Regions from separate parts of the Homo sapiens genome. Here region 2 is linked to region 1. The links are chromatin contacts, found by Hi-C or POLR2A ChIA-PET in ENCODE. All regions are on one chromosome and are shown on one strand. Each heading gives the region's core, a stretch centred on a gene start or an enhancer-like site at or near the end of the contact. The rest is flanking DNA. Distances are from core to core; before and after follow the strand shown. Region 1 holds the start of LINC02038 (long intergenic non-protein coding RNA 2038). Region 2 overlaps LINC00887 (long intergenic non-protein coding RNA 887).

Region 1 (5,965 bases), core at 243-2,742:
TGACTTACAGCTCAGCATGGCTGGGGAAGCCTCAGGAAACTTACAATCATGGCAGAAGGGAAAGCAAACACATCCTTCACATGGTGGCAGGAAGGAGAAATGCCTACCAAAAGGGGAAAAGCCCCTTATAACACCATCAGATCTCATGAGAACTCATTCAGTATCACGAGAACAGCATGGAGGTAACCACGCCCATGAATAAATTACCGCCTACTGGGTCCCTCCCACCACGTGTGGGGATTATGGGAACCATAATTCAAGATGAGATTTGGGTGGGGACACAGCCAAACCATATCAGTAACCTTTCATTTTCTCATCTGTAAAATGGGGGTAATAATAGCTACCTAGCAATGTTACCATGAAGACTAAATGAGAAAATATTTGTGAAATGCCTGACACAAAATAGTGTTCACTAACTAGTAGGCATTATTAGAATAAGGTATAAATTCCCATTGTGTACATTGTGTACATATGGTCCCTTTGAATGACAAGGAGAAACTCACAATGACAGGGCTGTGTTGGGCACTGCCTGGATCTCCCTGGGTGTTTAGTGGAAATACTACCCTTGGGGGTGAGATTTTTCTGCAGCTATCTTCATGGTTCAGGAGAGAGAGAGTCCTTCTTGTCCTTCATGAAGTTTTATGGTGACTTCTGTGCCAATTCAAGAGGAGCTTCTGAATCCGTTTGGACAAAGACAACACATGAACCACTGTGGGGCCTCAATTCCCTGCTGAAAGACTGTGTTCGTTCATTCAGCAAATACACATCTGAGCACCTACTCCATGTCAGACACTATTCTAGGTGCTGGGGATACAGCAGTGAACAAATAAAATCCTGTCCTCATGGAGCTTACATTCCAGCAGACCCTAACAATTCACAGGAAAGTGGTGACAGGGCTGATGTCAGGCTCTGAGGCCCTTCTGTTCAGAAGGCTCTTCCCTTACATTGCCCCAGCCCCTTTCTCTTTTTCCTTCCCACAGCCTCGGCTCTGTTCCCTCCTCCATTCTTATAATTCTCCTTTTATAAGCCACTCTCCATTTAACTGGTGGATTTAAAGCAAATAGCAATTGTGTTAAGAAGCAGGAAATATGATACTTTACACAATGATGGAGAAATCAGAAAAATTAAGGCTTGTATAAATCTCTTCTCTAAATTGTGCCCATAGGCCAATTAATTAAGCTGCTTTTGCCTTGTGTCTGTTGCAGCTGATACATTTCTTTCTGAAAATGGCTGGCCTGCATTAGAAGGGCCCTCCCCACTCCCAGAGCTCAGGTTTGGGTGTGTCTTTTAGAGTAAACATAGCACCCCTGACCCCACCTCCTTTATCACTTGGCTCTGGCTGTGAAAAGAAAGAGAAAAAAAGTAGGTTTGTTTAGTGTGAACTCTTTTTCTGAAGCCAACAGGGAGAACAAGATTTGAAACAAGAGGAGACTGAGTTGGGTTCAATGGTTAACCAGTCAGATTAATGAATGCTAGAAGGAGGAAATAGCCAGTAAGTAAAGAGGCAAGAAAAAATGTCTCCCCGTGGTTCAAAAGCCAACTAAAGTTTACCAAGAGCTGTGACCTGTGGTTAAAATGTCCTCAGAGGCCAGCTCTCATCTGATTTCAACCTGAAGCCCCATTTCCTATCAAGAGAGCCATTTGGCTCCTCTCTTAAGCTCAGCAGCCCTGAGGTGTGGTAGCCTCACGCTGACCCATACAGAATGCAACAGAACTGTCCCTGCTGCAGAAGTCTCAGGGTTCTGCCCCAACTGCATAGACTTCTTTCATGGAACCGGCTCCTCTATCCCCACAAGGCTTCTCCCCAGCACAGCTTCTACCTAGAATCAGACGGAGAGCTTTAGACCAGGTAAGAACTCTGGGCCAATGTAAATCAGGAGCGCCAGGCTGTCCCAGCCTCTGCCCTGACTTGCTCTATGAGTTTGGCAAATTCCTTAATCTGCCCATGCCTCTCTTTCTGTGTTGTTAACATGATGATGTTGGCCTAGAGCAGGGGCTGGCAAACTTTTTATGTAAAGAGACAAATATAATATTTTAGGCTTGTAGACCACATGGTCAGTATCTCTCTCAACTATCCAAAGCCACCACTGTAGCATGAAAGCAGCCACAGATGGGTTGTAAATGGAGGGGCGTGGTTGTATTCCAATAAAACTTTATTTACAAAGACAAGTGGTGAACAAGATTGGCCAGTGGACTGTATTTTGCCAACTCCTGGACTAAATCTCTAAGGATCTTTGCAACACTGAAATACCGTACTACCTGGATTGTTTTACAGAGAGAAAACGGAGGCGTGGTGACACCAAGTGACATGCTCCAAGCCGCTGAACATGTTGGTGGCAGAGCTAGAACTCGACACCAAGTCTCCTGGCTTTAGTCCACTGTGGCTCTCAATCCTCGCACACGCAGAGCACAGACCGTTTTTGGTACACGAGGCTTACCCTGGGAACTGCCCTCCCTCTGTGGCTTGGCGAGGGGGGTCGGGGGAAAGGGTAGGGAGGATGTGAGGGGTGGGGAGCAGTGCTCTCTCTGCCTGTTTCAGGAAGGCTCTCTGGTTTGGTGAGAGCCCACACTTTGTTAAGTGAGATAAGGGACACTACAAGAAAAGGAGGGGGTGGGTGGGCAGAGGACATCACGCTGCTTATTTTGAACCTGGGAAAACTGTGCCTTAGGAGAGGGAAGTCCTGCATATTTCATGCTGTGACTTCTTGCTTCCAAACTGCGTATGCTGGCCTCCTTTTCACCCAGATGGTGCTGCAGGGAACAAGGCCCCACCAGTGTGTGCTCTTCCTGTGTGTCCAAATTTCCACCAAAGAGGGCTCCTCCCAGGAGATTGGCTGCCGAACCTGTTCTTCCACGGCAGAAGCGGCGCAGCTAGCCCAGCACGACTCTGCTTATTGTTACGCTTCTGCCACATGTGTGTAAATTTGTAAGGAACTTGCCGCTCCTGGCTGAAGACCCAGGGAGCTTTTGCGCTGTTAATCTGTTTTCCTTTTTGCCCTCAGCCTTTGCTCTTCAGGGGAGAGGCCGTCGATAAGGTCCAATGGGGTGGGGTGACACCTCTTGGGCTCAGAATCTCAAGGGTCCCAAGGTCCAGTCAGTGAGAGCCTTCTGTCTACATGCCACCCTGTCCCCTCTGTGTGGAGCCCTCAGCAGGACCCTGGCCACAGGGCTCTGGAGCAATAATATTACCCCATGACAACTGTCGTGACTGCTACCTCAAAAAGTAAGACAGTCCTGCCATCTACGTTCATGGAGCTCCGAGGAGCAGCTCAGTTCTGTTTGTTGTGACAGGATTTTATAGCAAAATTTGCATGAAAGACATGAAGCTCAGCAATTGGTTTGCGACAGAGGCGTTTTCTTGCCAAATGAGGAAGTGAGATGATCAGAACTGGCTTTAGCATGAGCCTGGATTGGGGAACTCAGCTGGTTCTGGGCTCATACAACTTCACCTGTGAAGGTATATGGAATTCATGGTCAGCCCACATCTTCTAGCTGCAGGTTCAGTTCAGGGTGATCCCTACCTGGAGTTCTAGACTACCAGGCCAGTTTTGGAGGGTCCCGAAGGTATGAATAAGTGGTCCTGCAAACCCCAGCCCACCCTCACATATCCTAAAAGAAACTATGGCAGTTGGAGCCTGAGTTTTCTGGGTGACTGCTTCTCTATCTTTGTCTCTCTCTCTCGCCCACACCCGCCATTACTGCCAAACTCAGTTGCAAGGATTCCTGACCTATTTTTGCTCTCTAGCCTCTGCCTTTGCTGACAATGTCAGCCTCTGCTTTGAAAGCCCTTCCCTCTCTGGGCTGCTTCCATTAGTCCTTCAGCTTCCGAATCTTATGGCTCTCACCATCCCTTTCCTTGTGTTTCTGTTATTCATATCCCAAAGCCCTTCCAAATAGTGATATTCTCCAGGGCAAGGATCCTCTCCAATTTATTATCATATCCCTGGATCCTCCTATGACCTTTGGCATAGCTGTTGGAGGAGTGAGCAGATGAGTGAGTAAGTAACTGATCTTCTCCTCACCCATCCTCAGAGGAAGACCACGGGACAGGTGTGAGTGGTGCCTCCCAAAGATACTCCAAATACCAACCCCTAGCACCTGTGGATGTGACTTTATTTGGAAATTGGGTCTTGGCAGATGTCATTAAGTTAAAGATCTTGAGATGAGATCATCCTGAATTTAGAGTGGGCCTTAAATCCTGATAAAGAGACAGAAAAAGAGAAGACACAGAGACATACACAGGAGAGAGCCATGTGAAGCCAGAGGCAGAGATTGGAAAGATTTATCTATAAGAAAAGCCAAGAACTGCCAGAAGCTAGGAGAGAGGCATGGGATAAATTTTCCCATTCCTCACACCATTCACAAAAATTAACTTAAAATGGATCAAAGACTCAAATGTAAAGCTAAAATTATGAAAACCCCTAAAAGAAAAGATGGGATAAATCTTAATGACCTAGCATTAGGCAATGGTTTCTTAGATATGACTCCAAAAGCATGAGCAACAAAAGAAAAAATAGTTAAGTTGGATTTCATTGATACTAAAAATATTTGTATTTCTAAGAACACCACCAAGAAAGTATAAAAGACAGCCAAAAGAATGGGAGAAAAATTTTGCAAACCATATATCTGATAAGGGGTTTGTATCTAGAATATATAAATAACTCTTAAAACTCAATACTAAAAAGACAATGAACACAATCTGAAAACGGTCAAAAGACTAGGTGCAGTGGCTCACACCTGTAATCCCAGCCCTTTGGGAGGCTGAGGCGGGAGAACTGCTTAAGCCCAGGAGTCCTCATCAATTTCTTTTTGGGCAGGAATGTTGTTGCATGCCTATAGTTCCAGTTACCCTGAAGGCTAAGGTAGGAGGATGGCTTGAGCCTAGGTGTTTGAGGTTACAGTGAGCTATGATTGTACCATTGCTCTCCAGCCTGAGCAACAGAGAGACACTTGTTCTCTCTTTTTTTTTTAAATAAAGGCAAAAGATCTGAAAGCTATTTCTCCATAAGACTATATACAATGATCAATAAACACATAAAAAGATGAGTCATTAGCTATCAGGGAAATGCAAATAAAAACCACAATGAAATTATATAACACTAGATGGCTGTCATAAAAAAGACAAATAATAAAAATTGTTGGTGAGGGTGTGGAGAAATCAGAATTCTCATACGCTGCTGGTGGAAATGTAAAATAGTGGAGAGACTCTGGAAAACAGTCTGGCAATTCCTCAAAAGGTTAAACATAGAGTTACCACATAAGCCCATTCTATTCCATTTCTAGGTATATAACCAAGAGAAATGAAAACATACACCCATGCAAAAATTTGTGCCAAAAGTTCATAGTAACATTATTCATAATAGCCAAAAAGCGCAAACAACCCAAATGTCCCAAATGTCTATCAAGTGATGAATGGATTAAAAATTGTGTTATACCCAAACACCAGACTATTACTCAGCCATACGAAGGAGGTGCGCACTCACGTTACAACACAAATAAACCTTGAAAATATTATACTAAGTGAAAGAAGCTGGTTACCAAAAAAACCCCCACATATTATATGATTCGATTTATATGAAATGTCCAGAATAGGCAAATCCATACAAGCACAAAGTAGATTCTTGGTTTCCCAGGGCTGGAGATGGAGGAGATGAGGGAAGTTAAGGGGTGACAGCTGAAAGGGTGACAGCTAAAAGGGATGGAGGTTTCTCTGAGAGGCTGGGGAAGATGTTTGAAATTGTACTGTGGCAATGGTTGGTGGCACAGCTCTGTGAATATAGTAAAAGCCACTGAGTGGTACAATTGAAACCAGTGAATTGTGTGGTATGTGAATTATATTTCAATAAAAAAAGTACATATCTAATTGATATAAAAAGACTGGACTGGAAACACATTTGCCAAAATGTGTGGTGGGTTATAGGTGGTATTTATTTTCCACTTCATGTTTTTCTCTAGTAACCAAATT
Region 2 (6,328 bases), core at 507-3,006, 460 kb before region 1:
TTTTGATGGTATTTTCTCCCCTCTGGGAGGCACTGACTGTAAAAGATTTATCATTAACTGAGGACCTAGTGTGTTCCAGGGCTGTGCTAGGCCCTGGAAGTTCTGACAAACAAGTTCCCTTCTATGGAGGAAGTACAGGAATCGATTTCCCCACCCCACACTTATAATTACCAGACAGTGTAATCCCATGTGGGATAAGAATTAATAGGAAATCAAAGTTAATTCTCAAATTCTACTTTTCCCAGACTGTGGGTTTTCTTCCCTGGAACCGCAGGCCCAGTTTCTTTCTAGATCATGACTGGCACCATCACTGACCTTTGGGGTGTGGCATGACGTTGGCATATACGCTGTAAGTTTGGTTGCCACAAAGTCCCTTCTGAATTCTAATAATGGGGCCTTTCCTTCTGGGTGGAAAGTTTCTGCCATAGCTGGGGTGGGTCGAGCGTGGGCACTGAGTAGCCTCATTGGTGAGGGGTGGCTGCCCTTGCATTCTTCTGCTCAGTGGCCTGAGGATCGACCCCTGATAAGCCACTGCCCACAGCCACAGGACAGGACAAGCTTCCTGACCCATGTGGAGATGGAATCCATGCCCTATTCTCCTTTCATCGGTGCTCTAGCTAAATGAGCAGCTGACAACCCCAAACTTTATCTCACAGCGGGGACTCTCTGGCCTGTCCGAGATCTGCAAGTGGGGGGGATGGAGCTACAATCTGGGTCATGTGTTTATCTCTAGCCTTGGGGTCTCAGCCATTTCCCCCACAATACTTCAGTGTACCGCCATGCCATCAGCATCAAGAGGTGCTACAAAGAGGTTTGATTTTGTTCTTTTGCAATACACAGCAAATAATTTCTTTTCAACCCAGTTGTTCTTAATTATCTTCTGCCTCAAAACACCTGGAGGATTTTTGGTGCAGTCCCTGGTACCAGCAACAGCATCGCCTAGGAACTTGTTAGAAATGCAAATTCTGGACCCCACCCCAGGATTACTGAATCAGAAACTGGGGGTGGGAACAAGCGGTTTGGGCTTTACCGGGCCCTGCAGGTGCTTCTGGTGCAAGCTCATCTTTAAGAACCACTGAGTAAGAAGAACTCACCATGACGGGAGTTCTCGGTCAGGAGAGGCTTCCTGGGGCGTGTGCCAGAATCTCTAGAATTGAGGATGGGAGTGGCACACAGGTAGTTTGAAAAAGCCACTAAACTCATTATACTCTCTCCCCTGCCACCTTACCCCATTCTGAGAATCATTGATGTAGAAACTGATTTTGCATTGGAGGAAATGTCTCACCCAACTGCCTCCGTGTTTTGATGACTTTTTTTAAGCTTCAGAAAGTTCATTACACCATTGGGGTGACTTGTGTTTCACCTCAGATCTCCTTTCATGGTTGTATACAAAGAATTAATTTATACAAGCTGGGGCTTAAAAAGGGAGAAGTTTCCCCACAGTGGTTTTGTCTCGTTTGGCTTTTGCTGATTAGGAGTTGGTTGGGTCAAAGGTCCACCCTAGGAGCTAGAAACCCACCCTCGAACCATGTACCCCCTTGCCAGCTCCTGGGGCAGGGGTCTTCTGGCCCCAGCAAGTGCTCAGGTTAGGAGGGGCCCATGGATGGTCAGGAACGGCATGCTGCTTTGCTCATAGCCAAGCAACCGTGCGCATCTGCATGAGGATTTTTTTACAAGTTTCTTAAAGGAAACAGATGTCAGCAGCCTCTTTTTCATTGCCCGCAACAGGGAGAAGACACACCTAAGTTGTCTGAATTGCTTGCAAACAGTGGTAGATGTGGGCATTTTTTTTTCTCTAAAAAGATTATATTTGGGAAGCCACCCCCAGCATTTGAGGGGATGCTGGGCGTTTTAACAGTAAGGAGAGTTTACTTTAATCCACCTCATCTCGCTGCGATCTGCAGGTGTTCACGCTGCTTCTGCTTGCCAGGAAAACAACGAGAGGAAGGAGACTGGCTTCTTAGAAAGCATGTTTTCCTGTGGAAGCGGCCCACAAAACCTGCTTATCTGGGTGACAGGCTCCCCCTTCTCAGAAGGTGGTATTTCCCTTGTGGCTACACAGGCAGGAAGCAGGTGGCAGGGAGTGGACCCACAGCATCCCCCACAGCGGGCCCTGGGGTTGCCACCAACCGTGGCTGGGAGCTACTCTCCTTGATTGCTGAGTGGCTCTGTGGCTCTGGGGGCTGGAGTCAGCCGATGTGCTTGGCAGATCTGGAGGGTGGGGTCTCTGCTGACTGCGGCTGCTTGCTCTGGGAGTGGATCGGGGACTGATCCACTGGCCCAGCAGGAGCCTGGCTGGATCCCTCTTGCCCTGGGGGAAGGGAAGCCCGTTGTGTCAGGAAGACTCTGCCTGAACTCTGACCTTTCCCCTCACTAGAATGCAAGCCCCACAGGCAGCAGATCCTGTGGGTTTCATTCACTCAGATATCCCAAGCATCTTGAAGGGTGCCGGGCACACACTGGCTTCTCAATACATGTTTATTGACTAAATAATTGGATTCCTCTCCCATCTTCCACCCGCCAGCCTCCTCTTAAACATGACAAAGAATCCAAGGACTTGTGCTGGGGCTGTCAGCTGCTATTCTGGTGCCCTGGGGACGAAGAAGGGATCTGGAGGGAAGACTGTCACCCTCTTGCGAATGTTTCCAAGAAGCAGCTCAGCATGGGAGAGAAAAGGGGAGATCCCAGTTCCAGGAACACCTGGCCAGTGTTTCACCTGTTTATCGGAGTTGACAGGACCAGCCAGCCCTTTCCCACCTCTCCCCATCATGATGGATGGGAGCCTGGCCTTTGAGGTAAGAACAGATGGGGTTACAGACACTGGCCTTTGAAGACATCTGGAGCGACTGCTTCTCTGGCAGTTCACTTTTAAACCGGCACTTCACCCAGAAGTTGAAGGACCATCTGACAGATGCATAAGGGGTTTGGTGTTGAAGAGAGTTGGGCTAGAGAGTGTCGCAGAGCCCCGGGACTCCTGCGGGTTTAGGATTCTGGCTGAGGGAAGTGTGGCAGGGGCTCCCCACTCACAGGCTCCAGGCTGTGTGATCCGTGGCTGAGGACCCAGACCCTTAGACTTCAGGCACCCTGCAGGGGGTCCCATTTCAGGCAGGACTTTGCCTCCACAGCCCCACAGCTCTGCCTTGGACCAGAAGATTCCAAACAATTTAAACTACTAGTCATACTGATAGAATACTAGTAGTTTGCAAAGAAAAATATTCCCTGGGCCTTGAGGAAGCAGTTGAATTGTGATGGTGCCTATGAACATCCTAGGGCCATGTGTTGTCATTTTCAAGCTTCCCCTCTGCCTAGAGGTGACAACCCTGGTCCCGTGGTGCCCTCCTTAGTGAGCTTGGCAACAAATATGACAACATGAGGGTCACTAGGAAAGAGAAAAAGAGCAAAGAATAGATACAAATGTGATAGGGTACCCTGGTCTTCAATTAGAGAAAGCTGGTCATTTTACAAGAAGCCCTAAGCCTAGCCTCTTCTAAGCTCGGTGAGAGAGGCAAGAGCAGGAAAGAGACTGGCCAGAGGTCGCCCAGGGACCCAAGGAAGCCCTGAGATTTGATGGCTATAAATATAAGTGTATGAATCAGAATAGCACCGGGCAGGCTAGGCATGGTGGCTCACGCCTGTAATCCCAGCATTTTTGGAGGTGGAGGTGGGTGGATCACTTGAGCACAGGAATTCGATAACAGCCTGGGCAACATGGCAAAGCCCTGTCTCTACAAAAAGTACAAAAATTAGCTGGGTGTGGTGGTGCACACCTGTAGTCCCAGCTGCTCAGGAAGCTGAGGTGGGAGGATTGCCTGAACCCAGGAAGTCGAGGCTGCAGTGGTTGGTGATTGCGCCACTGCACTCCAGGCTGAGCAACAGAGTGAGACCACATCTCAAAAAAAAAAAAAAAAAAAAAGCACTGGGCATCTGGCCTGTGCCCATTTAGGGTGAGGTCCTGTGGTTTCAGGTACTGTGATAATCTGCCCATTTTGCCATTCATTAGCTCATCATCCAATATATGCCTTTTGAACACCTAGTACATCCCTAGCACTGTGCTCACACAGCGGGGCGATGGCGAACAAGAGACAAGGTTCCTGTCCTCATGGAGCTTACAGTCCCGCTTGCCTTACACGGACTCGCTGAGCCTTCTTCTCGGGTGATGCCTCAGCTTCCTACTTCACGAAGAAGATAAAAGCAATCAGAAGAGATGCTCACGAGCATCTGTCCCCACCTCACCCGCTGCCTCACCGCATGCCCGCGTTTTGTGTCTGTCCCTCTCCTGTTCTGTGGATGAACTTTTCACGCCATGGCTCAGGCCAGCCCCTCCCCCTGCAACATTCATCCCATGCCCTCCTGGCTGCTCAAGGACATCGCTCCAGTGTCTCCCTTCTGTCCCTTGCACCATCAATCTTTCCCTCTCTATGGGGTCTCTCCTAGCAGCATGCTACCATGTTGCCATCTCTCCCATGTAAAGATACCTTGTCTTGACCCCACTTCCTCCCCCAGGAGAATGGCCCCAGTTCTTACCACTTCCAAAATGATTGTCTGGACTCATCATCTCCAAATTCTCTCCTCCCATTCTCCCTTGAATCCACCCCAATCACACTGTCATCCCTGACACTGTTCTTGTCAAGGTCACCAATGTCCTCATTTTGCTAAATGCAGTGGACATTTCTTGGTCCTCATCTTGCCTGGCTGTCAGCATCATTTGACATGGCTGGTTCCTCCCTCCACGTTGAACACTTTCTTCACATCCACCTGCTTTCCTTCTCCTTCTGGCCACTGCCTCTCAGACTCTTTTGCCATCTTCTCTTCAGATTCCTGCGAAGGAATGACAAAGAACATCAAGGCTCAATCCTTGGAACTCTCCATCACTCATCTTTAAATTAGACTTCTCTGCTGACTCTCAGAGTTGTGTATGCTGAGAATCCACTGCCTCTAAGACATCCTGCTTGGCAGGTAACAGACATTTCATCCTGAGCTGAGCTCCTGCCCACCCCGCCCACACACAGACCCCTTCTTGCCCACAGATTTCCCATCTCAGCCAATGGCGAGTCCAAAAATCCTTTGTGTCCCCTTTGATTCTTAGGTTCCTATCTCCCTTCGACTGAGGCATCGTTTCCAAATCAGACACTTCTCGTCACCACTATTGCCCTCCCCTTGTCCAACCCACCTTTGGCTCTTGGCTGGAGTCCGGTGAGTCTCCTAGCTGGCTCTCCCTGTTCTCGTCATTTCCCAGTAAGTTCCAACCCTGCCTTCAGACTCTTCTGCACACAGCTTCCAGAGTAATCCTTTCAAAAAGTAAGTCAGATCCCATCTTTTCCCTCCCGTCTCACTCTGTCAGCCACATTCATTCCAAAGGACCATGTGGTCCATGTCCCTGTTCTCTCTGGTTCTCTCACTGCTCTCCTCTGTGCTTACTCTCTCCTGCCTCACAATGTTTGCACTTACTGTTTCTTCTGCTTGGAACTCTTTCCCTCCAAGACCTTTTTTTTTTGAGACGGAGTCTCGCTCTGTCGCCCAGGCTGGAGCGCAGTGGTGCAATCTCTGCTCACTGCAAGCTCTGCCTCCCAGGTTCACGTCATTCTCCTGCCTCAGCCTCCCGAGTAGCTGGGACTACACGCACCAGCCACCATACCCAGCTCATTTTTTTTGTATTTTCAGTAGAGACGGGGTTTCACCATGTTGGCCAGGATGGTCTTGATCTCCTGACCTCGTGATCCGCCCGCCTCGGCCTCCCTAAGCGCTGGGATTACAGGTGTGAACCACCGCGCCCGGCCTCCCTCCAAGATCTTTACTCACGTTGTCACCTTAGTGACGGCTCCCTCCCTAACCATCCTATTTAAAATTGCAGCCCGTTCAACACCCATTCCTCCTTCTCCATCCTTGCTCTGCTTCCTCCCTTTGACCTGTCACTCTTTAATCCAGTGGCATTCTGATTCAATGGTGACTGGGAGCAGGACCTAAGGAGGTGCGTCATCTGTAGAGAATTTGAAAATAATCGTGAAATAAACTCAAAGTGGGTTTGCTCTTTATGAGCCCCGCACACCAGCAATTCTAAATTCTGTTATCAATATACTTTCCTGCCAGGGTGGGCCGCCCCCACCGATTCTCCTCTATCTTAATACACTATGTGTTTCCCTTGTTTATTTTGCTTATTGTTCATTTCCATGCACTAGAATATAAGCTCCGCGAGGGCAGTATATTTTGTCTGTTTTGTTCACCACTGTGTCCCTCGTGTCTGCCACATGGTGTGTGCTCAGTAAGCTTTAGCTGAATGAATGAAGTGGTGGATGTCGACGTTCCCTTAGTTGGGGGTTATCAGGAGGGC

What was found. Hi-C counts contacts between places; a loop is a spot of excess contacts on that map. ChIA-PET counts read pairs that join two places held with the same protein, here RNA polymerase II (POLR2A). Pooled maps may share reads with other maps.
Region 2: a loop to region 1 is called in a map with no recorded cell type, with 5 times the contacts of the local background. The contact joins the enhancer-like site here to the promoter of LINC02038 in region 1. A Hi-C loop is called at or near these places in 3 of 168 maps with a recorded cell type or tissue (Caki2, MCF 10A and PC-9), 8 of 37 single-sample maps with no recorded cell type and 7 of 50 pooled maps. POLR2A ChIA-PET finds 5 or more read pairs at or near these places in 1 of 52 experiments (MCF 10A).

What each region holds. Positions count from the first base shown.
Region 1 is chr3:193,839,536-193,845,500 of GRCh38, reverse strand. LINC02038 (long intergenic non-protein coding RNA 2038) reads left to right here and starts at 1,492. Exons shown (of 3, transcript NR_146718.1): 1 at 1,492-1,849; 2 at 2,276-2,423; 3 at 2,746-4,673. RefSeq lists a silencer at 2,798-2,981.
Region 2 is chr3:194,302,224-194,308,551 of GRCh38, reverse strand. LINC00887 (long intergenic non-protein coding RNA 887) reads left to right here. Exons shown (of 3, transcript NR_024480.1): 2 at 2,525-2,795; 3 at 4,815-6,328. Among named protein-coding and RNA genes, the nearest start is that of LINC00887, 7.4 kb to the left of the region's middle. RefSeq lists enhancers at 741-890, 1,401-1,640. Within about 2 kb of position 1,756, at least 5 of the 41 ENCODE cell types and tissues checked have a DNase peak (open chromatin) inside an H3K27ac peak, as active enhancers do.